Linked DNA regions of Homo sapiens: region 2 is linked to region 1. A link is a loop called in an ENCODE intact Hi-C map of the cell type or tissue named here. Cell type or tissue: chondrocyte. All regions are shown on one strand. Each heading gives the region's core, and the rest is flanking DNA. Links, peaks and the distances in the headings are about the cores only.

Evidence for each region. A loop is a pair of places that touch in the nucleus more often than their neighbours do. Peaks named below come from ENCODE experiments on the same cell type or tissue, not always from the same donor. Only the 100,000 strongest peaks of a DNase experiment are listed, where the experiment ranks them.
Region 2: a loop joins it to region 1, with 4 times the contacts of the local background. A loop is called at or near these places in 1 of 110 quality-filtered maps.

Annotation. Positions count from the first base shown.
Region 1 is chr18:55,718,022-55,734,521 of GRCh38, reverse strand. All of the region lies in intron 2 of LOC105372130 (a long non-coding RNA gene), which reads right to left. Among named protein-coding and RNA genes, the nearest start is that of LINC01415, 55 kb to the left of the region's middle. RefSeq lists an enhancer at 12,436-13,225. In chondrocyte, for the core only: no CTCF peak of the experiment used is centred there; no DNase peak of the experiment used is centred there.
Region 2 is chr18:55,657,447-55,673,946 of GRCh38, reverse strand. LOC105372130 (a long non-coding RNA gene) reads right to left here and starts at 8,670. Exons shown (of 9, transcript XR_007066382.1): 1 at 8,391-8,670. In chondrocyte, for the core only: no CTCF peak of the experiment used is centred there; a DNase peak (open chromatin) is centred at 8,999.

The DNA of each region.
Region 1 (16,500 bases), core at 6,520-11,519:
CATGAGACTTATTCACTACCATGAAAACAGCATGGGGGAACTGCTCCCATGATTCAATTATCTCCCTCTGTGCCCCTCCCACAACACATGGGAATCAGGAGAGCTACAATTCAAAATGAGATTTGGTTGGGGACACAGCCAAACATTATCTGTCCTTAAGAGATGACAAGACCTATTCTTATTCCTACTCCGTAAGTATCCTGTCCCTTCCTGTTATATTTAATTCCTTCACCTGTACCCTGGATTTCATCCTCTCTAGGATCATGAGATCCTGTTTCTCCCAGTACCAGGCCTCCTCACCCTGACATAGTCCCACTCTAGTTGTTCCATTTCTGCACATCATTGTTTGCAAGTTCTGTTAACCCTCTTCCACCCTAATGGAGTCCAGTCACATGTAACCCTGAAGGGCATGCATGAAAGGCAAGGGCAAGTGCATCAGGAGAGCCAATATAAGACAGTGGTCAAGAGCCTGGGCCATGTGTCCAGATTTCCAAGGTAGCACCTTGTCTTTACTGTCTACAAACCCTGCATCAGTTTCCCCAACTGTAAAAAGATGGGAACAGTTATATATATGTCATTAAGTTGTTGTAAGAATTTAAAAATTTAATCATATTACAAATAATAATTTAATTATGATGCCTAGAATATTGCCCATGATAACACCTATGCATAGTAAACACCAACCATTCTCTGTACAGGTTAAGGCTCTATATTGTGTACCTGCATCACTTCATCACCTTCCTGCTTCTGACCCTCCAATGTATTTTGAAAATGCCAGTAAATTCTCTGAGCTTATCAAGTTCACCTTTGACTTCCATCTAATTTTCCACGTTATACACAGCCCCAGTTCCGGCAGCAAACACAGATCTGAGTATTTTTTTTAATGGCCTCTGCCCCCAAATCAATAGGCCGAAGTAGGGGTTTGATGTCTGGCCCCTCATCCCAATATGGGAAACTCTGAAGGGTCTTCCCATCCTCCAGACTCCATAAGATTGGCTGAAGCCTACACTGAGACAGCATCACAACCCAACTACTCCTTCCAAATCCTTCCCTACTCCTCCTTACCTTTCCTCCCCTAGGTGTTGATCCCAAAACAGTGCCTAATAAATTCCTGCATGCCAACCTCCATCTCAATGTCTGCTTCCTGGGAAAATCAACCTGCAACACCCAGACCAGTTCACACAGTCATGCTTTGTGAAATGGGGCCCCATAGCTAACGAAGGTGATGCTTAATTTCCCAAACAGAAGGGTTATTATTGACCTAAATGGTATCTGTATTTGTTTCTTGGGTGAGGACTCATAGGAACCCTATATTTGATCAGATTGAGACCAACTGTAAAAGTCTGGCTATGGGCCATTGCAGGAATGTCGGCCTCCTTACCTTGCCCATTGTGGTATTAGCAGTCCTGGAGGGAGAAGTCCTAGACTATCCAAGCGGCCCAGATGTCACTAGTGTTCCCAGGACTCATCAGAAATGATCATCTCCAATTTCTCAGCCATAAATGAACCAATAGCCAATCTCCTCAAGAAGGAAAGGAATTTGCTGATTCTTGGCCATCATTGCATCATTTCAGCAGTTGAAAATTGTCCTCTCTCATACCTCAATCAACATCAACCAGCTCAGCTCAAAGCTACTACTAAAACCAGAGCAAGCAGGTCACTAGCGGGTAACTGCCAACATGAGAAGTAACACACCATGGGCTAAAATTACTGGAGAACTGGCCTGCTTTGTCAGTGGGTACAGTTGCTACTTTTTATAGAACTGAAGCTATAATTCAAAAATCCAATGGATCTTTCTCAGGACTCCTGTATCAGGGCTTACTGTGGTTGGGCTACATTCTTTTGAAATCTGTAGTGAAAGCCTGGTGATTGTTGAAGATGACACCCTCACTCAGTTGGTCTCCTTCCAATCACAGTGCACTCATGAAAAGAGGAGAAGTAAAAGACCTGGGCCTTTCTGGAGAATATTGCACAGCTGTTTAGAAAAATCTGCTCTTGGGACCTTCCCAGAAAAGTCCTTAAGGAAAATCACAATGGGAGTGAGGTCATATGCTCATGGCATTACCTTGGCTATTATTATGTATTATTGTTTGCTATTGTCTTGTTGTTCCAACTAAAAGAAACAGCTTGTTCTCTAAGATGTTGTGTTTTCTTTTTGAAGACCTGAGTCATCTAACTCCCACAGTCCTATGGGAGTGGAGATAAGGGTTTGTGGTTTTAGGATGTTGTTTCTTTGAGGTGGGGGAGACAGCATAGAGGGAAAGTAATACTTTTTTTAAAAAAATTTGGGTCTTGATGAATAAGATCAGTCTCTCCAGCTCTGTGTCTGACGCCTCTCCTTTTTATACCTAAAGATATCCAGCACCAAACAAATCCTAGCAATTCTACTAAACTTCCAATCATTAAAATAGCATGTGCAGTGAAAGAAAAGCATACACGTTCTCATTGCATATGCTTTTTGTCCAAGAGCAACAGAAAAGCATCTGTGTGTGTTTCATAGGAAAGAAAACACCTAGAAACTGTAGGGAAATTCTGGTGATTTTTTTATAAATTCCCCAAACAAGGTTTTTCATATATAGATATGACTAGATGTGTATCATCTCTCTGTCATCTGGCTGCAAGTGTAACTATTCATATTTTTGCACTAGCAGCCAGTCAAAATTGCCTTGGATTCAAAACCGAGCTCTCAGTTTCTATGTTACAACATGCACTATCCGTACACAAGGATACTACTTGTCCTTATCGAGTCATAAATGGAAAGTCACCTCATCATTGGTGGCCTGATCATCACTGGTGGGTGTGTTTGAAATTGCTCTCTGTTACCACGTGGCAGTCTTCCTTGATGATTCCCTTACTCCACAGGAAAATAACCCAGAGGGGAAGGGAAAAAAATGAGAACTGTGGATAAGGTTACCTTTCTTAAAGAAAGGGCCAAACTGAGAGCCAGCACTTCTTAATATCACATATTGCATGATTCAAATGAAGCATAGAAATGCCAAAGAAATTTTAGAATTTTTAAACACAAAGTTCAGATATAAGGCTTTGCATCTTTATGGCAGACAGGAGTCTGCTGTATGTGATTATCAAAATTATTTGTTATGTCAAAGGGAAAATTCTGTATGCTTGCATTTTGTATCTATTACAAAGATAATATTTGAAATTATACTTAGATCTTGTTTTAAGAGAAACCATCATGAAAAAGTAGTTTTCATGTAAGATGAATTTGATGGGTAAAAATCCACTTAACAAAATGGTCTTTTGTGTTTCCAATTTACCATGGGATTTCTCCTAATAAGAAAATAGAAATAAAAATTTTGACTAATAAAAATGTGATTTGTGAGATGTGGCATAGCACAGTGGTTAAGGGCACAGCCATGGAGCCAGATTGCCAGGGTTCGAGTCCCGTACTTGGCTGTGTGACCTTGGGTAAGTTCCTTAACCTCTTTGTTTCTCAGTTTCCCTGTCTTAAAATACAGCGTAATAATACCTAACTCATGAAATTGTTAGAAAAATTAAATAACTAAATATTTGTAAGGCCCTTAAAATAATGCGAAGTGTCAAATAAGTGTTTGTTCAGTGAATAATGAAGTTTTCAAGAATGTACATGTTCCAGAAATTAAGGCAAACTTGTATATTACATCTGATTGTCTGCATGTTAAGATGTCAATACAGCAGCATACTGTATTTTTTTAAATTCCTAGATCTGCCTACATACTTGATTTTTTAAAAGATATCTCAAGGACAGTAATCAGTCTTATGTAATTTTTTTGCTGTACCATAAGATAATTTTTATTATAATTATAAAAAATGGTAGGCAATGCCCTTACAAATATTTATATTGAAGCGTTGAGCATGTTTTCCTATGACCCAAAATAGTGCTTACTTTAACTATAATTAAGTGTTAAATTCATGTATTTTGTTTGCAGGCCCTGCCTCCTTCTCCTCTCCAACCTCTTCGCCCTCCACCCCTACTTTTCCATCCTTTCCTGAAAAATAAAGTGGGGAGATAGAGGCAGAGAAAGAAAAGAAAAAGTAAAAAATAAAGAAGAAAATCAAACCAGTATTTTTTAGTAAATTGGGACTAGAATTACATGATCAGAATAATACAATTTAAAAACATATATATACATACGCATGCATATTATATGTATTTAAACATATAAATATGTTTAAATTATTTTAATAATTTAATATATATTAAATATATACGTATGTAAATTTGCTATCTACACTGCATATTCCCACAGCTCATATGTTCAAGACTAAATCCTCCAGTGATTCAAAGAGACACCAAAGGAATCCAAACTGCCAGTCTGAACCTGGGAAGTTGAAGATGAAGAACACTCCAGGATTTAGGGGAAGCATAAGAGTGGAATGTGAATCATTTGCTTGAGGGGCTTGCCTTGTCCCTTCTCGTAAGACTTTGTGTCTTGCTTGTAGTTACTTTTCCTGGGGAGACAGGCAAAAAAGTACCCTTCTATTCTCATGTGTTCATTTATGAAAGGGTTAAGACTTGTCCTGCGAAAACTAACCCAAATGTTTCCAAAATGCACAAGTGAACAAAATTTAGAAACTAATCTCGAAAAACAAATGAGAAGAAATTTAGTTTCTATACTATACTCAGCATGTAGAAATTATAATATAAAAATTCCCTTCCTAAACACAGGCTTGCGAGAATCGGTTAAGGGAAGGTTTCATTTGTGTACTCATCTAAATAATGGTTTTCATGTCCAACTTCTATTTACTTCATGTTATTCACTCATCTATTCTTTTCCCAAACCTTCAGGCTTAGCAAAATTACCCTTTCTACCTCTCACATGGTCCTTTCTTGTTTTGTCCTGTTGTTTAGTTGGTGGGCTTTTTTTGTTTGCTAAATTGCTTTTTTTAAACCATATTTTAAAGCCAGTGTCTTTTAACATACGATTTTAAACTTAGAAAAGATATAAGGGGCCAGGTGCAGTGGCTCATGCCTGTAATCCCAGCATTTTGGGAGGCTGAGGCAGGCTGACCACTTGAGGTCAGGAGTTTGAGACCAGCCTGGCCAACGTAGTGAAAACCCACCTCTACTAAAAATACAAAAATTAGCCGGGTGTGGTGGTGCGCACCTGTAATCCCAGATACTCTGGAGGCTGAGGCATGAGAATAGCTTGAACCCGGGAGGCGGAGGTTGCAGTGAGCCGAGATCACGCCACTGTACTCCAGCCTGGGCGACAGAGCAAGACTCTGTCTCAAAAAAAAAAAAAAAGAAAAGATATAAGGGAAAAATAAAATGAGTACAAAGAGGAGCATGGAGAACTAAGGAGGTGTTAGGAAAGTTGGGTTAAGCAGAAAAAAGAGAAAGGGGAAGAATTTGTTATGTGGGTGATTTCTGTTTTGTGAAATCTATAGCTTTAGTGTCATTGGATTGGTTTCCTAGGACTATTGCTACAAAGTACTTTGGATAGCGAAAATAAACAGAAATTTATTCTCTGAGTTCTGGAGGCTGGAAGTCTGAAATCAAGGTGCCAACAGGGCCATGCACCCTCCAAAACTCTGGTAGAATTCTCTCCTGTCTCTTCCAGGAGGCCAGCAATCCTTGGGGTTCCTTGGCTTGCAGCTGCACCATTCCAATCTCTGCCTCTTCATCACACAGCATCCTTCTTGTGTGCCTGTCTTCATATCCCCTTCGTTCTTATAAGGACACCAGTCATATCAGATTAAGTGCCCCACCCTACTCCAGTGTGATCTCACCTTAACTAATTACATCTACAACCACCCTATTTCCAAATAAGTCACATACAGTATTAGAGGTGAGGATTTCAACATGTCTTTTTGGGAGATACAATTCAACCCATAACAATTAGTAGTAGTAATAACAACCAACTACAATAGCCATGTAATTGTACATACTCTACGTATTATCTCACATATTCTCACAGCAAGCAATATTATCCCTCATTTGATAGATTGAGAAACTTCCATTTTAAGAGGTTAAGTCCCTTGCCTCAGGTTACAGAGCTAATAAAGAGAGTTCAAGTTTAAATAAAGACTCTAAAGCCCAATTCTTCCCTGTAGTATTTTACAAAAGAATGTGATTTTACTGTCAACAACTCTTCAGCACTGACCCATTTGTTACTTTGTGTTACCCATTTGTTAAGTGCTTTATGAAGCCTTAAATGGTCTCTAACACTATTAACATAACAGGTTGAACCATATAAATAGTAAATTACATGGGAACATAGGGTAGTCACTATATGTCAATGTCTGGATTTGTTGGGGAAGAGTGGATACCCTTTACTCCCCAGGGTCTAGGATTTCAGATCCTACAGTTAGAACAGCCGTAGTGCTTATGATACAACAGGAAACAAAAGATCATGAAGACCTTTAGATTATTTAAATGCTGCCTAAACTCTCTTTAGTTATAAAGTGCCCATCACATTGCTTACAAGCCAGGAGGAAGTATTTTATCCTGTAAAAAATTTACAACACTCTATTCCTAAATTCAATCGTTCATATGCCAATTTCAAATTTTTGTTTTATTAACAGATGATCTGTACTTAGTATGTTTCTCATTCATTTGCTTTAAGTAAGCAATTTTATTGTAAATAGATACTCAACACTTTCGTTGGCCAGACACGGTGGCTCAAGCTTATAATCCCAGCACTTTGGGAGGCTGAAGGGGGTGGATCACCTGAGGTCTCGAGCTCGAGACCTGCCTGACCAACATGGCGAAAACCCGTCTCTACTAAAAATAATATTAATAATAATAATTCAAAAATTAGCTGTGCGTGCTGGCATGCGCCTGTAGTCCCAGCCACTCGGGAGGCTGAGGCAGAAGAACTGCTTGAACCCGGGAAGCAGAGGTTGCAGGGAGACGTGATTGCACCACTGCACTCCAGCTTGGGTGACAGAGCCAAAAAAAAAAAAAAAGAAAAAAGAAACTCAACATATTAGTAAATTAAAAACTGGTTTTATATGTTGTACATAGAAGTATAAGTTGTATTTATTTTAGGACATAAATACAGTTAAAACAATATCATCATGTTTTAAAAATGAAAATAAATAAGGAAATAAAAGTTTGTAAAAAGGTAGTCAACTTTCAAAACGTACATCTGAAAATTAAGTCCCTCAATGAGGAGAACTGGAATGGGATAGGATCAGTCAGTAGTACAAGATTATTTGGTTTTGTGTTGTGTGGTTTAAGACAGAGTTGAGTTTTACACCAACAATGTAGTTCTTTTTCTCAATTTTTTTGTTTTCTTTCTTTCTTTTTTTTTTTGAGACAGGGCTTCACTCTTTCACCTAGGCTGAGTGCAGTGGCATGAACACAGCTCACCACAACCTCAATGTCTTAAGACTCAATTGATCCTCCCACCTCAGTCTCCCAAGTAGCTGTGACTATAAGCAAGAGCCACCATACCCAGCTCTCTCTCTCTCTTAATATACATACATATATACATATATCTCTATATATACACATATCTCTCTCTCTAAATATACATACATATATATATTTATACTATATATATATATATATATATATATATATATATATATATATATATATATATATATGTCACAGGGTTTCACCATGTTGCCCAGGCTGGTCTTGAACTCCTGAGCTGAAGCAATCCACCTGCCTCAGCCTCTCAAAGTGCTGGGACTACAGGCATGAGCCACCACACCCGGCCCTTTTTTCTTAGTTTTGATGATAGCTGGCACTAAAGGACCCCAAATCATATGAGTATGTTGTTGGAGAGGAGAAAAGATATTCAGCCACTGATATGGTTTGGCTCTGTGTACCCATCTAAATTTCCTCTTGAATTGTAATAATCCCCACAGGTCAAGGGCAGGACCAGGTGGAGATCATTAAATCATAGGGGCAGTTTCCCCCATACTTTTCTTGTCATAGTGAGTGAGTTCTCACAAGACCTGATGGTTTTATAAGGGGCTTCCCCCTTTGCTCAGCACATCTCCTTCCTGCCACCATGTGAAGAAGGATGTGTTTGCTTCCCTTTCTGCTACGATTGCAAGTTTCCTGAGGCCTCCCCAGCCCTGCAGAGAACTGTGAGTCAATTAAACCTCTTTCCTTTATAAATTACCCAGTCTTTATAGCAGCATGAGAACAGATTAATACAACCACCTTCTCTGATAGATTTGATAATCATTATTAATTTCTAATCAAAATAATGTAAGTTAATTTCCTTCAAAAATTTTTACTCCAAGAAACTGTATGAAGAGACCTCCAGAATATAGCTTCCTGATGGTAACAAAAAATTTGATAATGTTCTAAGTGATGGAAAACGGGTTCATAAGGTATCCAGGCAGGAGTGCTGTTTCAGCCACAGGACCATCTTGGCATACGAACTCTGCTGGCCAGAAACCCTGCAGGTAAGGCAAAGCCTTAGGGAATGTGAGCCCTGAAGGGTATCTCCCAAGGCCTGGGGGCCCCATACTGCTTTCTCCACTGCCATCTTTCCCTCCCCTCTGGCTCTAGGCACTGCTCTGGCAACCTAAGCAAATTCCAACATACTGTCCAAGGTCAACCCACATGCCACAATTGTTACAGGTGCCACAAAACTGTATGCAAATTAAATATCTCATTTTATTAGAAGGAATCAGCTTTCAGTTATTACTTTTGGAGGGTTATAATCATATCATGCATTGCTCCCTTCAACTCAGTATTTACTGAGAACATATTATGCCCTAGATGTGGATCCAAGGACTGGATATGCATGCAGCAATGAATAACGTATATATGATTCTACTCCCTCTTTCTCCACCTTAGTTTATAGTCAGAAAGAGAAGTCAAACGTTGAAGAAATAATCAATTGTAAAGGTAATGTGTTTGGGGAAGTATAAGATGCTATGGTTGCAGATAGGAATCTAACCTAATCTAGAGGACGGAGAAGATCCTCTTGGAGGAGTGACCTTCAGGTGACACATGAAGAATGATTAGGAACTTCCCTGGTAGAAAGGGAAGAGTGGCCCCTGAAGGAAAGGAGGGCAAAAGAAACCAGATTAAAGAAGTTCATGTCAAAGACTGGGTTCTGATCCTAAGGACAATGGGAAGCCATTGAGAGCTAACTCTTCACATCAAGTCTCAATTTCAGGTACTGTCCTACATAGTCTATTTGTCTAATTGGATTTAATACTGATGACCATGAAGTAAACATTATTAGCCTAATTTTTAATGGACAATAAAGAATTTCTTAGGTGGAATTAGTGAATGCATAAAGCATCAAATGCTAAAATTTTGGCTCTAGATTTTCTAAATAAAAATCACAAAAGCCCTTTTTAAAAAATTTAGCATCTTCTTATTAAAAATGACAAATGTTTTTAGTTTCAAAGAACTTATAATTTTTAGAATGAAAAAGGCAAGAAAACTGAGATCCGGATATTCAGGTAGGAAAGAAATTCTCTTTCTATAGTTTCAAAATACTCCCAGTTGAGAATAAAGAGAGTAGGGCAATATGTGCTTGAAATTTATCATAGTTTTTTAATGACCATTGTAATGGGCTGCAGGAAATTCTTCTTTCATGTGTTTAATGCATAAGACAGGAGATACATTTTAATCAGAGTCAGATTCACACAGTCCTCAAAACCTTTATCCAACACTTAAATCCTTGTAAGCCTGCTTCAAAGCAAAGAGAAAAAAATAATGCTAGTGAGTACTCCTACTCTCAAATAGGATTTACCTCCAAAACACTGTCATACATCTGTTATCTCTACATATTCTCACAATCTAATTTTCAGTCATCTAACCTCTTTAAGAATATTGTTAGCTCCATTTTATGGATGAGAGAACTGAGACACAGGATTGCAAGTGATTTTCTCATTATTATTATTATTGTTATTATTATTATTATTATTATTATTATTATATTATTATTTGAGATGGAGTCTCGCTCTGTTGCCCAGGCTGGAGTACAGTGGCGCGATCTCGGCTCACTGCAAGCTCTGCCTCCCGGGTTCAAGCCATTCTCCTACCTCAGCCTCCTGAGTAGCTGGGACTACAGGCGCCTGCCACCACGCCCGGCTAATTTTTTGTATTTTTAGTAGAGACGGGGTTTCACTGTGTTAGCCAGGATGGTCTCGATCTCCTGACCTCGTGATCCACGTGCCTCGGCCTCACAAAGTGCTGGGATTACAGGCGTGAGCCACCACGCCCGGCCCCCGCAAGTGATTTTCTCAAAGTCAGTAAGGTACTGATAGACTCTAGAGAGAAATGCAGTTCTCAGAATCCTAACTTCATGATCTTTTCACTACATCAGGGTTCCTTGATCTCAACACTATTGACATTTTGGGCTGGATAAGTCTTTGGCCTGGGCATTGTAGGATGTTTAGCATTCTATATCCTGGCCTCTGCCCACTTGAAACCAATAGCAACCTCCTCCTTCTCCTAGTTGTAACTACAAAAATGTCCTCAGATATTGACAAGCGTCCCCTGTGGGACAAATTCACAGCCTACTTAAGAATCATTGCCCTTGATGATTCTGTGTGTCCCTCTAAGAATACATATCTCAACTGTTAGAGTGATTTGTATTATAGATGCATATTTGTATAAATTCACTCTTCTTTGCACAAATTAATGATTACAAAATTAATATGTCTTTGAAGATAATCTGAAAAATGAAATCCATAAACATGCCCCTTAGAAGCAGCCCAGTTAACATTTTGATTTTTGGTAGCTTATGCATATTAGCATTATACACACACACACACACACACACACGTGAGGTTTTTTGTTGTTTTTTGTTTTTGAGACAATGTCTCGATTTGTCACCCAGGCTGGAGTCCAGTGGTGCAATCTCGGCTCACTGCAACCACTGACCCCAGGGTTCAAACACAACTTCCGACCTCCGGGTTCAAGCAATTCTCATGCCTCAGCCTCCCGAGTAGCTGGTACTACAGGCATATGCCACCATGCCCAGCTAATTTTCACCATGTTGGCCAGGCTGATCTCTAACTCTTGATCTCAAGGGATCCACCCACCTCGCCCTCCCAAAGTGCTGGGATTACAGGAATTAGCCACCCTGCTCAGCCTATATTTTTTATTATGTTTTTATTTTTATTTTTTATTTATCTAAGGCGGGGTCTTACTCTCTCACCCAGGTTGGAGTGCAGTGGTGTGATCACAGCTCACTGCAGCCTTGATCTCCTAGGCTGAAGCGATCCTCCCACCTCAGCCTCCCAGGTAGCTGAGACAACAGGCAGGCACCATCATGCCTGGCTTTTTTTTTTTTGTAGACATGGGGTTTTGTCATGTTGCCCAGGCTGGTCTCAAACCCCTGGCCTCATGTGATCCTCCTGCCTGGGCTTCCCACAGTGCTGGGATTACAGGTGTGAGCCACTGCACCCAGCCAGCTTTTATATTTTCAAATAAATTTAATACTATTGAATAAAAAACTTTATAAGTAACATTTTCTATCCCCTAAATATTTTCAAATGACTTGAAAAAGTGTCTGGCATCCCATTATATAAATATAGACCATGCATAAATATATTTCACCTTATTTTTAAACTTTCAAAGTTTCATTGTCATAAATAAGTCTGTTATGAACACTATTTTATTGAAATCTTTGGGAGTATGTCTATTTACTTAATATAAATTTCCAAAGTTGAGTTACTCAGTTAAAGGGAATATGATGGTTTACTGCCATCTTGTTAAATTGAATCACACTTCTGGCCAAGAAAATGAAAGAACTTATTTTCCTAAACCTTTGCCAACATTAAGTTGTTTGTTTTCACCTTTACCAAATTGGTATCTGAACATTTTTATTCTGTTATTAAATGTTTCTATTTTAGATTGTGAGATAGATGATTTTTAATACTTTTATTAGTCATTTTGTAAATTGCTTGTACATGTTGTTTGTTAGTTTTTTCTATGGATTATTCATATTTTTCCATCAAGGTTTGCAAAGACTCCCATAAATTTAAAATTTTTAGTCATTTCTCAAATATAATGTAATTTTTATCTTCAATGTTTGGCATCTCTTTTTATTTTTGGCAGTGTAATTTGTCTTTTAATTTTAAGTAATGACAAGTCCAAAATGTAATTCCATTATGATGTTATGATGTTGAACTGTATTGAATCTAAAAATGGATTGTGGGGGAACATTGGCATTGGTACAATACTGAGCCTTCCCACCTATGAACATTTGTTCTTTCCCTTTTTCTTTTTAATGTCTTTTAGGAAAGTTGTCTTCTTCATAGAGGGTCTACACATTTCCTAATTCCTAGCTTCATAAGGTTTTATGAGTATCATATGGGATTTATTTTTTCATTGCATTTTCTAACTGGTTATTTTTACAATGTTCTCTCTCCATTATTAGATTTTTTAATTTCTAAAATAACATCTAGTCCTCGGCACACAGTGGGTATTTTGTAAATGTTATAGACTTGCAGTTGTTCTTAATTTCTCAGTATTTTAAAAATTATATTAGCAGTTTATCTGTGGGTGATCTTTTAAGAAAATGCTCAAACTCAGCTGGGCGTGGTGGCACACACTTATAATCCCAACACGTTGGGAGGCTGAGACAGGCAGATCATTTGAGGTTAGGCGTTCATGACCAGCCTGGCCAACATGGCAAAACCCCATCTCTACTAAAAATACAAAAAGTTAGCGGGACGTGGTGGTATGTGCCTTTAGTCTCAGCTAGTCAGAAGGCTGAGGCATGAGAATTGCTTGAACCTAGGATGCAGAGGTTGCCGTGATCTGAGATCATGCCACTGCACTCCAGCCTAGGCAACAGAGCCAGACTCTGTCTCAAAAAAAAAAGAAAAAGAAAATGCTCAAATTTACATTTCTTTCCTTTTGCATTATGCTGTAGGGTACTTATATACCATAGTAGATATCACTATGACAAAAGTATATTTAAAGGAACAGCCTATTGATACATTAAGCAATCATCTAAGTGAAGGTTAATAAAAACAAGCATTAAAATAAGAATCAAAAAGTTGAGACTTATACCTATATACTAGTTTAGAAAGTAAGTTTAAAATTACCTTCAGAGGGAGGAGCCAAGATGGCCGAATAGGAACAGCTCCGGTCTACAGCTCCCAGCGTGAGCGACGCAGAAGACGGGTGATTTCTGCATTTCCATCTGAGGTACCGGGTTCATCTCACTAGGGAGTGCCAGACAGTGGGCGCAGGTCAGTGGGTGCGTGCACCGTGCGCGAGCCGAAGCAGGGCGAGGCATTGCCTCACTTGGGAAGCGCAAGGGGTCAGGGAGTTCCCTTTCTGAGTCAAAGAAAGGAGTGATGGACGGCACCTGGAAAATCGGGTCACTCCCACCAGAATACTGCGCTTTTCCGACAGGCTTAAAAAACGGTGCAACACGAGATTATATCCCGCACCTGGCTCGTAGGGTCCTATGCCCAGGGAGTCTCGCTGATTGCTAGCACAGCAGTCTGAGATCAAACTGCAAGGCGGCAGCGAGGCTGGGGGAGGGGCGCCCGCCATTGCCCAGGCTTGATTAGGTAAACAAAGCAGCCTGGAAGCTGGAACTGGGTGGAGCCCACCACAGCTCAAGGAGGCCTGCCTGCCTCTGTAGGCTCCACCTCTGGGGGCAGGGCACAGACAAACAAAAAGACAGCAGTAACCTCTGCAGACTTAAATGTCCCTGTCTGACAGCTTTGAAGAGAGCAGTGGTTCTCCCAGCACGCAGCTGGAGATCTGAGAACGGGCAGACTGCCTCCTCAAGTGGGTCCCTGACCCTTGACCCCCGGGCAGCCTAACTGGGAGGCACCCCCCACCAGGGGCACACTGACACCTCACACAGCAGGGTATTCCAACAGACCTGCAGCTGAGGGTCCTCTCTGTTAGAAGGAAAACTAACAAACAGAAAGGACATCCACACCAAAAACCCATCTGTACATCACCATCATCAAAGACCAAAAGTAGATAAAACCACAAAGATGGGGAAAAAATAGAACAGAAAAACTGGAAACTCTAAAAAGCAGAGCGCCTCTCCTCCTCCAAAGGAACGCAGTTCCTCACCAGCAACAGAACAAAGCTGGATGGAGAATGACTTTGATGAGTTGAGAGAAGAAGGCTTCAGACGATCAAATTACTCTGAGCTACGGGAGGACATTCAAACCAAAGGCAAAGAAGTTGAAAACTTTGAAAAAAATTTAGAAGAATGTATAACTAGAATAACCAATACAGAGAAGTGCATAAAGGAGCTGATGGAGCTGAAAACCAAGGCTCGAGAACTACGTGAAGAATGCAGAAGCCTCAGGAGCCAATGCGATCAACTGGAAGAAAGGGTATCAGCGATGGAAGACGAAATGAATGAAATGAAGCGAGAAGGGAAGTTGAGAGAAAAAAGAATAAAAAGAAATGAGCAAAGCCTCCAAGAAATATGGGACTATGTGTAAAGACCAAATCTACGTCTGATTGGTGTACCTGAAAGTGATGGGGAGAATGGAACCAAGTTGGAAAACACTCTGCAGGATATTATCCAGGAGAACTTCCCCAATCTAGCAAGGCAGGCCAACGTTCAGATTCAGGAAATACAGAGAACGCCACAAAGATACTCCTCGAGAAGAGCAACTCCAAGACACATAATTGTCAGATTCACCAAAGTTGAAATGAAGGAAAAAATGTTAAGGGCAGCCAGAGAGAAAGGTCGGGTTACTCTCAAAGGGAAGCCCATCAGACTAACAGCGGATCTCTCGGCAGAAACCCTACAAGCCAGAAGAGAGTGGGGGCCAATATTCAACATTCTTAAAGAAAAGAATTTTCAACCCAGAATTTCATATCCAGCCAAACTAAGCTTCAAAAGTGAAGGAGAAATAAAATCCTTTACAGACAAGCAAATGCTGAGAGATTTTGTCACCTCCAGGCCTACCTTACAAGAGCTCCTGAAGGAAGCACTAAACATGGAAAGGAACAACCAGTACCAGCCGCTGCAAAATCATGCCAAAATGTAAAGACCATCGAGACTAGGAAGAAACTGCATCAACTAATGAGCAAAATAACCAGCTAAGATCATCATGACAGGATCAAATTCACACATAACAATATTAACTTTAAATGTAAATGGACTAAATGCTCCAATTAAAAGACACAGACTGGCAAATTGGATAAAGAGTCAAGACCCATCAGTGTGCTGTATTCAGGAAACCCATCTCACGTGCAGAGACACACATAGGCTCAAAATAAAAGGATGGAGGAAGATCTACCAAGCCAATGGAAAACAAAAAAAGGCAGGGGTTGCAATCCTAGTCTCTGATAAAACAGACTTTAAACCAACAAAGATCAAAAGAGACAAAGAAGGCCATTACATAATGCTAAAGGGATCAATTCAACAAGAAGAGCTAACTATCCTAAATATATATGCACCCAATACAGGAGCACCAAGATTCATAAAGCAAGTCCTGAGTGACCTACAAAGAGACTTAGACTCCCACACATTAATAATGGGAGACTTTAACACCCCACTGTCAACATTAGACAGATCAACAAGACAGAAAGTCAACAAGGATACCCAGGAATTGAACTCAGCTCTACACCAAGCGGACCTAATAGACATCTACAGAACTCTCCACCCCAAATCAACAGAATATACATTTTTTTCAGCACCACACCACACCGATTCCAAAATTGACCACATACTGGGAAGTAAAGCTCTCCTCAGCAAATGTAAAAGAACAGAAATTATAACAAACTATCTCTCAGACCACAGTGCAATCAAACTAGAACTCAGGATTAAGAATCTCACTTAAAACCGCTCAAATACATGGAAACTGAACAACCTGCTCCTGAATGACTACTGGGTACATAACGAAATGAAGGCAGAGATAAAGATGTTCTTTGAAACCAACGAGAACAAAGACACAACATACCAGAATCTCTGGGACGCATTCAAAGCCGTGTGTAGAGGGAAATTTATAGCACTAAATGCCCACAAGAGAAAGCAGGAAAGATCCAAAATTGACACCCGAACATCACAATTAAAAGAACTAGAAAAGCAAGAGCAAACACATTCAAAAGCTAGCAGAAGGCAAGAAATAACTAAGATCAGAGCAGAACTGAAGGAGATAGAGACACAAAAAACACTTCAAAAAATTAATGAATCCAGGAGCTGGTTTTTTGAAAGGATCAACAAAATTGATAGACCGCTAGCAAGACTAATAAAGAAAAAAAGAGAGAAGAATCAAATAGACGCAATAAAAAATGATAAAGGGGATATCACCACTGATCCCACAGAAATACAAACTACCATCAGAGAATACTACAAACACCTCTATGCAAATAAACTAGAAAATCTAGAAGAAATGCATAAATTCCTCGACACATACACTCTCCCAAGACTAAACCAGGAAGAAGTTGAATCTCTGAATAGACCAATAACAGGATCTGAAATTGTGGCAATAATCAATAGCTTACCAACCAAAAAGAGTCCAGGACCAGATGGATTCACAGCCGAATTCTACCAGAGGTACAAGGAGGAACTGGTACCATTCCTTCTGAAACTATTCCAATCAATAGAAAAAGAGGGAATCCTCCCTAAC
Region 2 (16,500 bases), core at 6,852-11,851, 61 kb after region 1:
TAAGATCTAGTATTTGATGGCACAACAGAGTGATTACAGTTAAAAATTTATTACACATTTTTAAATAACTAAAAGAGTAGTAGCGGAATGTTTGTAACACAAAAAAGGATAAATGTTTGAGGTGATGGATACCCCATTTTTCCTGATGCGCTTATTAGACATTGCATGCCTGTATCAAAATATCTCATGTATACCATAAATATATACACCTATCATGTACCCATAAAAATTAGAAATAAAAAATTTTTCAAAAAGAAAAATTATTTTTAGGATTGTCAGATACAATACAGGATTTTAGGATTGTCAGATACAATACAAAGCACCCTCTGGTTAAATTAGAATCAGATATACAAGGAATAATATTGCACTGGACATACTTAAACTAAAATTTTATTTGTTGTGTATCTGATATGAAAATTTACCCAGGCATCCAGTTATTTATACGTACGAAATCTGATAAACCTACTAATTTATAACATCATTTAGCACAGATGTGAAGGAGCAGGACACAGGAGAGTTAAGTTTTTATAAGGGAGAGAGATATATATAAATACATAGATATTAAGCCTAGAGGTGCTAAAAGTGGAAGAGAAATCCAGAGAGGTAACCTTATAAGGCTTGAAAATAGAATTTATCTAGTTCACAATTTCGTTCATGTCTGGCAGTGAAAAGACGACCGTGCTTTTTCCACCTAAACTACGTCGTTCTTATATTCCCAAATGTCCTGTGTGCAGTGCATGTGCTCTTTTAAAGGTTAAGGTTAGTAAGCCACCCCTAGGGAGGAGGAAGAGGGACATGAAGCATTGCTATCGATGATGTCCTCAAATCCTGGCTTCTCGACTCCCAATCTGGGACATTTGGCTGTTTTCACGGCAGAAAATGTTCCTCATCCAATTAAATAACATGAAGCCGAAGCCAGGTGGAATGCTTCCAGTTAAATACTTGCTCCTCTTATCTTCTCATTCACACCCTTCCCCTCATTATCACAACTGAGCACATCAAGCACACGCTATGTTTCTAATAAAGATGTTCCCACTGTATTCCTAATGAAAATAGTGCACAGATAATAGCCCCTTTCCTTTATGAAAGATAGGAGTGACACTGAAGCCTCAGAGGTTCCTGGAAAAGCTGGCACACTGGTGAGTTCCCCTCATGAATCCCTCGGTTATAGTGAGGAGAGAGGAATGGGGTGTTTACAAATTCCTTTATTAGAAACTCAGTTCTGTAGACATCATCTGATTCCAATTTATCTAATTTCTAACAGAGTCATAGAGAACTTATCTTCATTCAGAGCCTTAGTAGAAGTTAAATACACACACAATCAGAACAGGTTATCAAAGTCTGAACCTTTAGCGACACCTAATTGGGCCAGCTTGTCAGCTTTTCAACATTAGCAAAGATTGAAGTGCATCGATTCAAAAAAGGAAAACAAATTGGAACAAACAACCCAAAGTGTTGCTCATATTTATGAGCAATGTGGTTTATTATATATATATAAAAAAAGCCAAGCCCAAAATACGAAGTGACTCTGTTACTTGCAAAACAAAATGTTACCTGTGCAGGAAAACAGAAGAAGGCTTCTTATAGAATTAACGATTCATTTGCAAGCAGAGTTTTTTTTTTCTAATCCAAATGGAGAAGATTGGGACATATGTGGGAGGTGGAAGCACGTGAAGCCATCTCCATTTTATCCTATTTTTAGAATAGGAGATGAAATCACTCGGGGAAGTGGGAAAAAGCCAGAGTACATCATTTGGTGTAGTTTTGCTTTGACTTCTAGTTCAATGGCTGTTTCTGACACTGTTCTAGGGTATTTAGAGATAATGTTCCTCCAAATAGACTTTGAAACTTTTTTCCTAGTGCTACAAAATAATTACTTCAAAAAATATTTAAAGGCTGATATTTGATTTATGGATATACACATATATACACACATTATGTATACTATCATATCATATGAGATATGTCATATATATGTAAAGATGACTCTCAAAATTCCTAAATAATAAGAAGTTTTTAAGTGGTGACATTCACCTTAGATTAACTCATCCACCAGCCAAGTCCATTTGGCTTTTTAATGTCCTTAATGTGAAAGAGATTTTCTCTCTTTTTATTTCAGCCTGTGTATTTCTGTTCCAAAATAGATACAGTTTAGTTAAACTAACTTCCTGTGCCCTGCTGGGGGTCTGTGTGATGAGAACTATTTTACCCAGACTTAACACAATTACCCTGCTGCTGGTCATGCAAGGCTGGAGTAAACAAAAACATTAAGGGGAGTTAGGATGTTATTAGCCAAGTGTTTTCCTCCATTTCTGGGTATGTGTTGAGGCAGCCACCCAACCTGAATAAGATCAGATGTGTTTAGGCACATTTCTTAAACCAACAGATAGCAACATTCAATGACTTAAACGTCTTTTTCCTTGACATCACTTTTGGGTTTAAAAAACAAGGACTTCTGCTTTTATCATGAATTACTATTATGCAAACAGCATCGTATTGTTAACCATGTCTGACATGATTGCAAGGTTAGATATACATCATCCTTTTTAAAGAATGACAAAAATGGACTTGATTTATTTGAAATCACCACAGAAATAAATATCAACTTTATTTGCTTTCTTCTGAAATTCATTCAACAAATATTGATGAATTGCCTACTATGTATAAGTCATTGTGCAAGGCTCTTGGGAGATTAAGAAATGAAATTTCTATTAATGAGTATGTCTGTACTTTTATGGAATGTTGACCTTCACATATGTTCATTCATTTATTCAACATTTCTGGGGTGTCTCATATGTGTTAATTCTAGGCAAACTGAGGCACTGAAAAATTCTAGAGTTCCTGCATCATAAAATGAAAATGCATGTAAGCTATGGTGTGTTACATTTACCCCCTGACCCAGCAGACTAGTCAACCTGGAGTCTCCTCCAGTCTTCCCAACTGTTTTCTGCTTAAGATCCATGGAGCAGTTCATTTTTTACAACTGAATTCTAACTGATACAAATGTGTTTTATTATAATTTGAAATCTATGAATGAAATACACAGCAATCCTCTATTTCATTAAGCAGAATATTGTATTAACTAAAAATGCTGGACAAAAGCATTTATTCTCTTCTGTGTATCACATAGACATTCATCTTACTCCAACAAATTATGTTTCTTCATACCTCGTTTTTTTTTGAGCACCCTGAACTTCCAACAGGTAATAAGCCCTCTGGCTGAACACGGTTTTCCCATGTTGAAATTTTATTTGCTTTTCAAGATGCAACTCAGAACTTCTTCATCTTTGAAACCATTTCTGACCCTGGCTGCAGTCAAAATTGATGGCTCCAGTGCCATTGATTGATAGCTCACATAGCACCCTGTATTAGTCCATTCTCACACAGCTATAAAGAAATACCCAAGACTGGGTAATTTATAAAGGAAAGAGGTTTAATTGGCTCACAGTTCCACATGGCTGGGGAGGCCTCAAGAAACTTAGAATCATGGTGGAAGGGAAAGAGGCACGTCTTATATGGCAGCAGGCAAGAGAGAGCATGCAAAGCCCAGGGGCAACTGCCATTTATAAAACCATCAGATCTTGTGAGAACTCCCTCACTATCACAAGAATAGCATGGGGAAAATTGCCCCCATGATCCAATCACCTCCCACCAGGTCTCCCACTCAACATCTGGCAATTACAATTCAAGAAGATATTTGGGTGGGGACACAGAACCAAATCATATCACACCCTTTCGGACCTCTACTTTGTATCTTCACTCTACCTCACCTGATATTGTTCTGATAGAGACATTGCCAACATGAAGTTACGTTTTCTCAAAAATTAGAGTCAGTCCATTGATGTAGTAGTTGAATTTCACTCCCAATACCTAAAACTGGGACCAAAATCTTTCACCTGAAACTCTAGAAACAATTGAGTTGTCTCTGGTGGGGAGGAAGAGAGGAAGATTTAAGGAGCTAGAGACAAAGGCTTCAGAGCTGCTGCTGATCCTGTTATCTCACCCCTGATTCTGGTAACAGGGTTCTTGCCTTGGGCTTTGTGGCAAGTCGCCTTCCTGCTTGTGCAGCAATTGTATAAGGAGCGAGTTGCAGCCTTATACCCTGAGTTCCGAGGCAGTGATATCTCCCATACCAACTTATCCTCATTCCAATCCTCTTGTTTGCTCCTTCCTTCATGGGAACTTCTATCTTAGCATGTATACACATTCTATCATATTATTATTATTTGTTACTTGTGATCTACTATGTAGACTTAAAGGTAAGGGCTCTGACAATTAAGTTTGTAGTTTTTATGTGTAGCAAATAAAAATATTCATTAAATAAATTATCAAATATAATACATTGCAATTATGTTTTATATGACTCAACATATGTGACTGGAATCTTCTTCAATCAACAAATTTTTTAAATTTCATTTTTAATTGCCAATAATAATTGTATAAATTTAGGGGTGCAATGTAATGTCTTTATACGTTTACATTGTGGAATGATTAAATAAAGCCAATTAACAACTCCTCTACATGCTAAATTTTGGGGACTATTACATTTAAAATCTACCCTTCTAGCAATTTTTGAAGTATACAATGCATTATTAACTATAGTCACCATGATATGCAATCAGTCTCTAAAATTTATTCCTCCTGCCCAACTGAAACTTGGTACCCTTTGCACAACATCTCCCCATTCCCCATTCTCTCCCATCAGCCTCTGGTAACCACCTTGCTACACTCTACTTCTATGAGTTTGACTTTTAGATTCCACATGTAAATGAGATTGAGTGGCATTTGGCTTTCTGTATCTGGCTTACTTCACTTAGCATAATGATCTCCAGGTTCATCCACAGTCTTACAAATAACAGAATTTCTTTTTTAAAGTTTACTCATATTTCATTGTGTATATACACCACAATTTCTTTATCCATTCATCCATTGCCAATCAACAAATATTTCTGGATCACCTGCTATGGACTCAGTTTCCTAGGACACAAATATCAATTAAACCCATTTATCGAGGCATTTAAAAACTGCTCTTAAGTCAAATCATTAAAGGCTTTTAAATATTTTATCTCCTTTATAATGGATCATTTATTTGTCTGTCTTCAACAATGGCTATAAACATCTTAAGGGCATCATTACATTTACCATTCATATTTCTACAACAAAATTTATGATAGAATTTACATCACAATGCCTGACACAAAACAGGATCCAAGAAGAGAAAAACAGGAATAATCGTTTAGTTATTTTAAGATTCATTCATGTTGTAGCACATATTAATGGTTCATTTCTTCTTATTGCTGATAAGATTTCAATTATACTCATATGTATATATCACAATTAGTTTGAATATTTGGATTGTTTCTAGCTTTGGGTTAACAAATAAAGCTGTTACGAACCTTCATTTACAAGTCTGTAATCTTTCTTGGGTAAATATCTAGGAGTAGAATGCCTGGATCATATGGTGGATGTATGTTTAACTTTTTAAGAAACTTCCAAACTGTTTTCCAAAGTGGTTGCACAATTTTACCTTCCCACCAGCAGTACATGAGAGTCCCATTTGCTCCACATCCTCATCAACACTTGTTTGGTCAGACTTTTTAATTTTAGCCACTCTACTTGTATAGTGGAGTGTATAATTGCCATTATATATATTCCTTGGTGAAAAATTTCTGTTCAAATCTTTTGCCAGTTTTTTACTGCATTATTAATTACCAATAACAGTTGAGAGTTCATTATATATTCTGGATACAAAGCCTTTATCAGACACAAAATTTATAAATATTTTCTTCCAGTTTTTGGCTCGTCTTTTCATTCTCTAATGGTGTCTTTTGAACAGCAGAAGTTCTGAATTTTGATGAAGCCTAATTTATCTTTTCTTTTTAATGGACAATGCTTTTGCCTAGTCCAAGATCAAAACAATTTCTATGTTTTCTTCTAGAAGTTTCATAGCTTTAAATTTGATGGTATGTTTAACTTTAAGTTTGACTCTATGATCCTGTAATCCCAGCATTCTGGGACATCAAGATGGGAGGATCACTTGAGGCCAGGTGATCAAGACGACTTCGAGTTAATTTTTGTTTACACCGTGAGAAATGGAATGAAGTTAATTGTTTTGCATATGGATATCCAATTGTTCTGGCACTATTTTTTGAAAAGATTATCCTTCCTTTACTGCATTACCTTTGAAATATTGAGAAAACTAATTAATCAAAATATGTGATCCCATTCTGGAAATTATACTCAGTTCCTAATACAAAAATTATTTGTTGGTAGTTAACAATTCAATTAAAAAAATACAAAAAGTACCAACCTACTTTTTGTTTTGGGGTGTGTGTGTATGTGTGTTTTGTTGAATGCCTAGTAATTTTTCTTAGATGCCACTCATTACAAATTTAATCATGTTGGGTGCTGGGTATTTTTATATTTCTATAAAAATTGGGAGGGGGCTTTGTTTTGAGATATAATTAAGTTACTTAAAAATCTGAATACTTTGGGTCTTCCTTTAGAGCTTAGTCAGGTGGGATGAGAGCAGCATTTAGTCTAGGGATTATTTTGTCCAGTTACTGACCCAACACCCTATGAATTATGAGGTTGTCCGCTCTGATTTGGGGGGATAGATGCTAGACCAAGCCCCACGTGAGCTCTGAAGATTGTTCCCTTTACTCTTATCCGGTAGTTGTTTCCTCAGCCTCAGATGTTTCTTCACCTGCACAAACTGATCAATACTCAGCTGAAGATTCAAGAAAGACCCTCTGCAAATTTTTAAATCTCTCTCCCTTCTTTCTCCCCTGTCCTGTGTTCAGCCCAGTCACATCGGCCTCCCTGGATTTTTAACTCCATCCACCAAGTTCAGGGAGACAATCAGGCTCTGCCCCGGCTCCTGCAGCCTGCAGCATGCCCTGCAGACAATATCAAGGCAATACACTGAGGCAATCACCTCACCTCATTTGTTCCACACACTCAGCATGGTCTGTTGCCTGATTTTAATGTTTTCAAAATTACTGTTTTCCATATTTTGTCTTGTTTTGTTTTTTTTTTTTTTGAGATGGAATCTTGCTCTGTTGCCCAGGCTGGAGTGCAGTGGCACAATCTCAGCTCACTACAACCTCCACCTGCTGGGTTCAAGTGATTCTCCTGTCTCAGCCTCCCGAGTAGCTGGAATTACAAGGGTGCACCACCATGCCCACCTAATTTTTGTATTTTCAGTAGAGATGGGGTTTCACCATGTTGGCCAGGCTGGTCTCAAACTCCTGACCTCAAATGATCCGCTCCCCTTCGGCCTCCCAAAGTGCCGGGATTACAGGCATAAGCCACCATGCCCAGCGTATTTTGTCTAGTTTTCAAGTTATTGCATATGGGATGGTAAGTCTGGTCCCTGTTACTTGTTCTTGGCAAAAAGAAAAACTCCTCATATTATTCTACAAGTCATTTGTCTCCTACATTCAGATGCCTTGATAGTGTTTTACATTAACATTATCGTTACCCATATTTCCTTACGTCATTCCCCACTCCGGGGTTTACAGCCAGAATTACAAACTTGTTGAGATTAAAAGATCTTAGAAATCACTTAGTCTATATGCATGTGGAAAATGAAGAGCAGGCAGACAAAGCTGTTACCTGTGGAGAGTGTCCAGGTTCTTGGAGTCTTGAACAAAGAATTGGACAAAAGGCACAAAGCAAGGAAAGAATAAAGCATCAAAAGCAGAGATTTAGGCCGGACACAGTGGATGACGTCTGTAATCCCAGCACTTTGGGAGGCCAAGGCGGGTGGATCACGAGGTCAGGAGATCGAGACCATCCTGGCTAACATGGTGAAACCCCGTCTCTACTAAAAATACAAACAATTAGCCGGGCGTGGCGTGGTGGCGGGCGCCTGTAGTCCCAGCTACTAGAGAGGCTGAGGCAGGAGAATGGCGTGAACCTGGGAGGCAGAGCTTACAGTGAGCCAAGATAGCGCCACTGCAGTCCAGCCTAGGTGGAAGAGCGAGACTCCGTCGCAAAAAAAAAAAAAAAAAAGGCAGAGATTTATTGAAAACAAAAGTACATTCCACTAGGTGGGAGCAGGCTGAGCAAGTGCCTCCAGAGCACGGTTACAGAATTTTCTGGGACTTAAATACCCTCTAGAGGTTTCCCATTGGTTATTTGGTGTACACCCTATGTAAATGAAGTAGTGGCCTGTTGTCAGTCTGATTAGTTGTGGGAGGGGGCCAATCAGAGGCCAAAACGAAGTTACAAAGTTACACCCTATGCAATCATCTGATTGGTTGTGGAAAGTGACCAATTAGAGGCTGAAGAGAAGTTACAAAGTTATACTCCTATGCAAATGAAGACTTGGCCCACAACCAGCCTGACTGTGTGTCCAGAATTGGTGGGTTCTTGGTCTCACTTACTTCAAGAATGAAGCCGTGGCCCCTCGCGGTGAGTGTTACAGTTCTCAAAGGCGGCGTGTCCGGAGTCTTTTCCTTCTGATGTTCAGACGTGTTCGGAGTTTCTTCCTTCTGGTGGGTTGGTGGTCTCGCTGGCTTCAGGAGTGAAGCTGCAGACCCTCCCGGTGAGTGTTACAGCTCATAAAGGCAGTGTGGCCCCAAAGAGCGAGCAGCAGCAAGATTTATTGCAAAGAGTGAAAGAACAAAGCTTCCACAGCGTAGAAGGGGACCCCAGAGGGTTACCACTGCTGGCTCGGGCAGCCTGCTTTTTCTCTCGTATCTGGCCCCACCTACATCCTGCTGATTGGTCCATTTTACAGAGAGCCGATTGGTCTGTTTTACAGACAGGTGATTGGTCAGGCATGGCGGGCTGCAGGTACCGAGCCCTGCCCCGCGGGGAGGCAGCTAAGGCCTGGCGAGATATCGAGCCCAGCGCCGGTGGGTCAGCACTGCTGGGGGACCCGGCGCACCCTCCGGAGCTGCTGGCCCGGGTACTAAGCCCCTCACTGCCAGGGGCCGGCGGGCCAGCCGGCGGCTCCGAATGCAGGGCCCGCCAAGTCCACGCCCACCCGGAACTCTAGCTGGCCCGCAAGCGCGCCCCCGCAGCCCCGGTTCCCGCCGGTGCCTCTCCCTCCACACCTCCCCGCAGGCTGAGGGAGCCGGCTCCCGCCTCGGCCATCCCAGGAAGGGGCTCCCACAGTGCCGCGGCGGGCTGAAGGGCTTCTCAAGCGCCGCCAGAATTGGCACGGACGCCGAGGAGGCATGAGAGCGAGCAAGGGCTCTGAGGGCTGCCAGCATGCTGTCACCTCTCAATTGGTTACAGGAGCAGGAGGGGACCAAACAGAGGTACTTTCAATTTTTCATCTGCCTCACAGAAAAGGGGGAGGTTTCAAAGGAAGTAGCCTCTGGTCCTTTTGTTACGTGGGCTTGGAAAGTTGGGGTTTTCTTTTTGGTTTAGTTCTAGGAAGTCAGCGTGAATCGGCCTTAGGTTCCCTGCCTCCAGACCCTATTCTCCTGCTTCAAAGTGGCATCCCAAGGGCACAGAGCTGCTCAGTGACAGTGAAGTCAGTAATAGACCTTAAGCCAATTGGTGCTTGGCCTTGGGCTCACCTGTAACCTACGCAGTGTTATGAGGTTCTCTTTCTTCTGCCTGAAAAGCTGCCATTGAGCTGACGGAGGCTCCAGATTTCTAGTCCAGGATGGGATCACTGACATACTGAAAGTTTCAGTCTAATTTTAAAATGTGCCAAATGCTCTGTCCCTAATGTGAGATAAAGATCCTTAACCGTGACGGGAAGAAAAAGAGTCCCACCTTTCAGAAGGAAAAGTTGTGAAAGCAGAGGCCTGGCTGGGGGTGCTCATGTGTCCCAAGACTCTTTACTGTACTTTGCCCTATGGAATGTATGTGGTGTCACTGGTCACTTCATTGTATCCGAGCGCTTATCTTTATGAAACCAGTTTGTCACCTTTGACCTTCTGACCTCCTCACTTTGGTCTTTGCTGCTGGCAAATGAATATGGGTAAGTGGTCAGAAAAGACAGAGAGAGTCCTCACTTCTAAGAATTTTTTTTTTTGAGTGGTGGGGAGGCAACAGATTTATTTCTCCATAATCATAATTTTACAAAGACAACAGCTTCAATGAATGAATTGTCTTCTGGAACATTTCTGGTATCACAAGAAATTATATCATCTAGCAGATTTCTTTTGGGATATGTCACTTGATAATGACTATTTTTTCCCCTTTTATGCCATGTACTTTCTTCAGGTTATGCAGGCTTTTTAGCATAAATACCATATAAAATAAAATATACCAGGAACAAATTTTTATCTCCCTACGTGTCAAGAAACCTCTGATTTCTTATGTTTATTCTACACAATCTTGCAGAAGTTACTTTACCTCATATAAAGTTAATTTAATTTTCAGTTAAGCTGTTGTAAATGGTAATTCCCACTTGCTCAAAGGAAATGTTTCAAGAATCAAAAAGTTATGGTTAGAACAAGGCTGTGATGCCATAAAAATGTGAGGCATAAAGACAAATGAGTGTAAGGAAGCTCTGGTAGAACTTACCTAAGTATGCCTCATCGTGGGGACTCCATCATCAGGTCAGCACATACATTCGTTGTTAAAACTGAGTACTAAGTGTATACAGAGGTTTTCATTTATTTATGAAAATCGTTTTGGTTATTTAACTCTATGCTTTGTGAAATTTTGCTGAACCACTAAACTATATTAAAGTAGTTGGCTCTCAACTAACAGGTTTTAATGTATAAATAATGTGTCCTCATCGCAGTGTTTTTAGCTGTCTCTGCCCAGAAAAGGCAATTTTGTGAACTAGTTTGAGTGCATTGTACACAGGGTTAGGGGGACATAGCAATAGTCATTTCAAGGCTCCTACCCATATAATGATTCTATGGCAATAGAGCTTATAAAATTAATGTAGAAGGCTGCAATCTTTTCTAAACAGTTTGCACAAAAAGAGAATTAGTCTATATTTTGCATGAATCACCACCAAAAAGTCACAGAATAAACATTAACATTATTTAAAAGTGGGATATAGATAGATAGATAATCTATATGGAGATATACAAATCATCCCAGGGGAGGTCAAGTCTGCAGTGAGCCATGTTCATGCCACTGTACTTCACCCTGGGTGACAGAGCGAGACCCTACCTCAAAACAAACAAAACAAACAAACAAAAAAACCCACAAAATACAAACAAGGCCGGGCATGGTGGCTAACGCCTGTAATCCCAGCACTTTGGGAGGCTGAGGTGAGTGGATCTCTTGAGGTCAGGAGTTCAAGACTAGCCTGGCCAACATGGTGAAACCCTGTCTCTACTAAAAATACAAAAATTAGCCAGGCATGATGGCATGCCTGTAATCCCAGCTACTTGGGAGGCTGAGGCACAAGAATCGCTTGAACCCAGGCGGCAGAGGTCGTAGTGAGCCAAGATCGCGCCACTGCACTCCAGCCTGGGCAATGAAGCAAGTGCTGATCTAAAAAAAATAAAAAATAAAAAAAAATCAGGCATGTTATACATATGTCTAAAACATTATTATAGTGGTCATGGAAGGTCAGTCAAAACATGAGTAAGTGGAAAATCCACAGGCCTGGGGTTAACAGACTTACTTTCCAACTCTGGCTGTATCCTTCTGTAGCTGCCCATCCTTGAGTAAGGTACTTATCCTCAATGAACAGTTTTCATCATCTAGAAAATGGGAATGATAGTATAATATGGTACTATCATTCCCATTTTGTGTATATGTATATATATAGAGAGAGAGTATAACATGGAAGGTACTACCATTTTATAGTATAATTATACTATATATATATATATATAAAATGCAAATATATATATATATAGGTTGTTGTGAAGTTTGGAGTTAATACAGACAAAGCATTCAGCATAGTGTCCAGCTCCCTGCATGGCGGCTGTTAATGGAAGGCACAGAGGGGTGGGGGAAACAGTGTGAGCTTAGAAACTATATCGACCTGGGCTGGAACTCCAGCTCTACCACATGCTTTCTCTGTGTCTTGGGCAAATCACTTAAATTCTCTGAGCTTCAGTTTCTCCATGAAGTCATGGAGATGATTATAAAAATACCTTCCGGGCAGAACTGTTGAAGTAATAGACACTATGCAATATATGTGTTAGAAGAATTCTTGTCAACCTTCTAGGAAGAAGAGTCCACAGAACATGGGGGTGAGGGGTGACAAAGCCTCTAGTGTTTGTTTCTTCCTGAGGGAGGAGGCTGGCTCTCTGATGTAAGTGTGAGTGGGTCCTGAGTCCTAGAAGGAGGTAGGGTTCTCAGTGTGTTGCACATAATACAAATCCTGGATAAAGACTTTTAATCTGTACCTTGCTCCCTGTGCCCAGTGGTGGACCCCCAAAACAAACATTCCTTGATTTCTATCAGAAATATATCTAGCCAAACTCACCTGCAGAGGTCCTGAATGTGCTTCAAAAACAGGAAAGGTCTCCTCCCTCTGTTTTTTTCCCTGCCTGTCCGATCAGCATGAAAAAGCAAAGCTTGTCCTCCTAACCCCACTTCAGCGGGATCTCACCAACGCTGAAGGAGCAGTGGCCAGGTGGTCACTCCTCTTGCTCCTCCTGGATGGATAAACTGTAGGCCTGAGTCAATGGACTGAGCCTTCTTGACCAAGCCATTTCTTCCTAAAGGCAAACCTCCATGCATATCTGAAAGCTTAGATTTCGCACAGAATAGAGGAGACCTCTGTTTACCAGACACTGTATTGTGAGCATTGCTTGGCACTTGCATCCCATTAAAATGTCAATATTTTTGTCTGCCTAGGAATGGTCACTCTTCTGTGTATCCCTTATCATCCTGAACTCTGGAAGTATAGGAAGGGTAATCTTTAGTCCCTAAACTTCCAACAATTTATAGAGCACAGAGCACAAGGTCAGGATTGGGTAAATGCAAGCATACGTACTCATGCAGTTACCCTGGTTTTGCACTTGGAGGTAGTGTAATGGTTAAGAGCATGGGCTTTAAAGTCAAGCAGATCTGGATTTTAATCCTGACTGTGCTGTTGTGTAGGGATGCGACTTTGGCAACATCTTTAACTTCTGCAAGCCTCAGTATCCTCATTTGTAAACTGGTAGCCACACTAGTACCCACCTCCGGGGCCATTGTGAGGGATTCCGTGAGATGGTGCACTGATGGTGCTTAGAACTGTGTCCGACGCATAGCAGTTGCTTAACGAGTGTTTGTTGCTGTTTTAGCCATTATTACAAGAATTTAACCTGACTTGTACTTCTCAGCCTCAGCCTAAGTGCAAAAGCAAATGTAGGAAGAATCCTGGCTCTTGCCAAGTGTTCCTGACTTTTCTATTATAGTTCCTTTGGGCATGTGTCCCTTCTTTCCTTTCCCACCTTCACCAGAATAGTTCAGGTATTTATAATTTCACAGGTAACTTGTTACAATCACCTTAGTAATAGTCCTGGCTCCAAAGTCTACTCCCACAAACCATCTTGCATGCCATTGAAATCCTCACCAATTCTCATTTTGGTTATCAACAGTTTCCCACTGTCTAAGATTCCTCAGCCTAACATGCAAGGCTTTCCATAAGATGACCTCAGCCTGTCTTTCCAAACTAATTTTCTTCTGCATTTTACTAACATTGGTTGAATGTTTTCCTTCTGCCAATACTTCCCTGATACTTTCACCCACCTGATTCTCATCTTGCCTTCACAGCTAACTTTACAGATGAAATGAAGCTCACACAGCCATTTAGTGGCTGAATCAAATTCAAACCTAGGTCTTGTTCTTCTAAATCCCATGCGCCCCGAACTGAAGTCTGGTCCCGAGGCTCTTCACAGCTGTGCAGCAGCCTTTCCAAGCTCTTGGCTTACACTTGCTTTTTTCCTTGCCGTTCTCATCCATCTCAGCACCATCCCACAACACCATCATTCTCATCTAACAAAATCCTTCTCATTCTTCAAAGCCCAGTTCGGATGTGGATGTTACCATCTCCATGGTGCTTTTTTTTTTTTTTTTTTTTCTTGAACAGAGTCTCACTCTGTCACCCAGGCTGGAGTGCACTGGCATGATCTTAGCTCACTGCAACCTCCACCTCCCAGGCTCAAGTGATTCTTGTGCCTCAGCCTCCTGAGTAGCTGGAATTACAGGCATGCGCCACCATGTCCAGCTAATTTTTGTATTTTTATTAGAGACAGGGTGTCACCCTGTTGGCCAGGTTGGTCTCAAACTCCTGACCTCAAGTGATCTGCCCCTCTCAGCCTCCTAAAGTGCTAGGATTACAGGTGTGAGCCACCATGCCCAGCCTCCATGGGACATTTCTTAATCTCCTCATCTGGAAATGCTCAAATCCTCCTTCACCATCTTGCCTGGACCACCCCATCACATTTATCACTTATTACACCCAGCCTTAGTTATTACACATCTTTTCTCCCTCCAGGGTGTTCTTTCCTTGACAATGAGAATTGTCATTGTGTTATGTCAGCCCACTCAGTCCTTCACAGGATAGCATAAAGAGGGTGGATGCTCAACGAGAGTGCAAATGAACAGATTTCAGAGGTGGTCCAACAAAGAGCCTCTATGTTTAAGGCTATGGAGAAGAAAACCACTGGACAGAGAGAAATTAAGTGTCTTGGAGATTGAGAAGGTATATATGAAGGTAAGGGAAAGGGGAAATGAGGGAGGCTATGGTCCTGGGGAGGGAAACAGATTAAACTTCAGGAGGAAGGATAGAGTGAACATGATGAGATGAAAAGGAATGTCAACAGGCTGTCAATGAAGTGCAAAGAGAGTATATAAGGAGTAGATAGTACCCAAGACCCTGTGTACAATGTCTAATTGGACACAAGAGAGATATGGGGTCAGGGCAGCCTCTAACAGTTATGATCAGACTGTATGATCAGACTAAGTCCCATTAATGAGGGTTGTCCAAAATCTAAGCCCCCCAGGTGGGATTGCTGAGGCTGCTGGCAGAGCCTGTTTTCTGCTATTTATATATGGGTGATAATAATGCTCTCCCTAGGTTAATTCACAGATTGATGGGAAAGATTTTTAAGAATCAAATGAGTGATGGTGCTTTGTGAGCTGTATAAAACCATAACAATTTTTTAAATATATCGTGTAGATGAGTAGATGTGTATTGAACACACACACATACACCTTGGTAATTGTTTACAAAAGGACAACATCTTGGTGTCCTGTATATTCATACTGCACTAGTAAAGAATGCTAATATTTGCCATGTTGTGAAGTTATTTGCTTTACTCATGGTTTTCTTTGCAGCTGCCGCATCCAAAATCACAAGGCAGTCATTTATTTCACATATCTGAGCAAATTAAAATTCAGCCTTTGAGATACACTGGGGTGTCCCAAAAGCAGAGTCAAGAATCTCTGCTATATATAGTAAAGGCACAGAGTCTATATTTTATAGATTCTCATCATTGCTATTTTTAGCCAATATTAAAATCTTGCATTATCTGTTGAATTTACATCACATGGGACCTGGTCACCTTCATAGATACATATTTCCCTGTATATTATTTACCTCTGCCTGTATTAAAAATTGATCTAAAACTTAGGCACTTAAAGCAATAAACATGTGTTCTCTCATTGTTTTTGTGGGTCAGGAATTTGGGAGTGGCCTAGCTGGGTGATTCTGGCTCACCGTCTCGTATGAGGATGCAGTCAGGATGTCAACTGGGTCCTCCGTTAGCAGGAGGCCTCAGTTCCTCTCTGGCTGTTGGCAGGTGGTCTCAGGTCTTTGCTAAGGGAGCCTCTCTGTAGGGCTGCTTGCTTCACAACATGGCAGCTGCCTTCTCCTATAGCAATTGACCCAAAAGAGGGAGCAAAGTAGAAGCCACATTCCCTTGTGTGACCTAGACTTAGAAGTCACAGACCCTGATTCCGCAATATCCTAGTGGTTACACAAGTTAGCCCCATTCAAATTGGGTTGTAAGGCTACCCAAGGGCATGAATACCAGGAGGCAAGGATTATCAGAGCCATCTTGAAGTCTAGCTACCACAACCTGGATCCTGATTATAATTCAAACTACTGGGCAACTCATGTCTTTCCCAGCTACATCAGTGGTGGTTTATGTTACATTCAAGTTAATAACCTGTATTTCAATGGCTCCAATTCCCTCCTGCTTTTGCATAAACTGAAACTTCATGATAAATATCACTTGACTATTTCTAGGAGATCCCAGGAGGCCTTTTGCAAACAAGATCTGCCCACTGCGATTGATGGTTTCTCAGTTCCTTTCTCTCTTTCTCTGACCATACTCCATGAGGTTTCCTGCAAACGCTTGATAGGAAGCTGTGCAAAAGCACATCCCTTCCACCTCCAGTGGCCCAGCTGATTCCCTTCCTAGTCAGCACTTCTGGGTGCTTCTCCTGCTTCTGCCATGAAGTCTACTTCTTATGATGACAAGAACTTGTGGGCTACCAGTTCCAGCAGTCACTCAACCAATATTTATTGATTCTCTGGCACTGTGTTAGATTCTGGGGACACAACAGGAAACAAGGGATACATGGTCTGTTTCCCCAAAATTTACAGCCCAGAATTCCAGA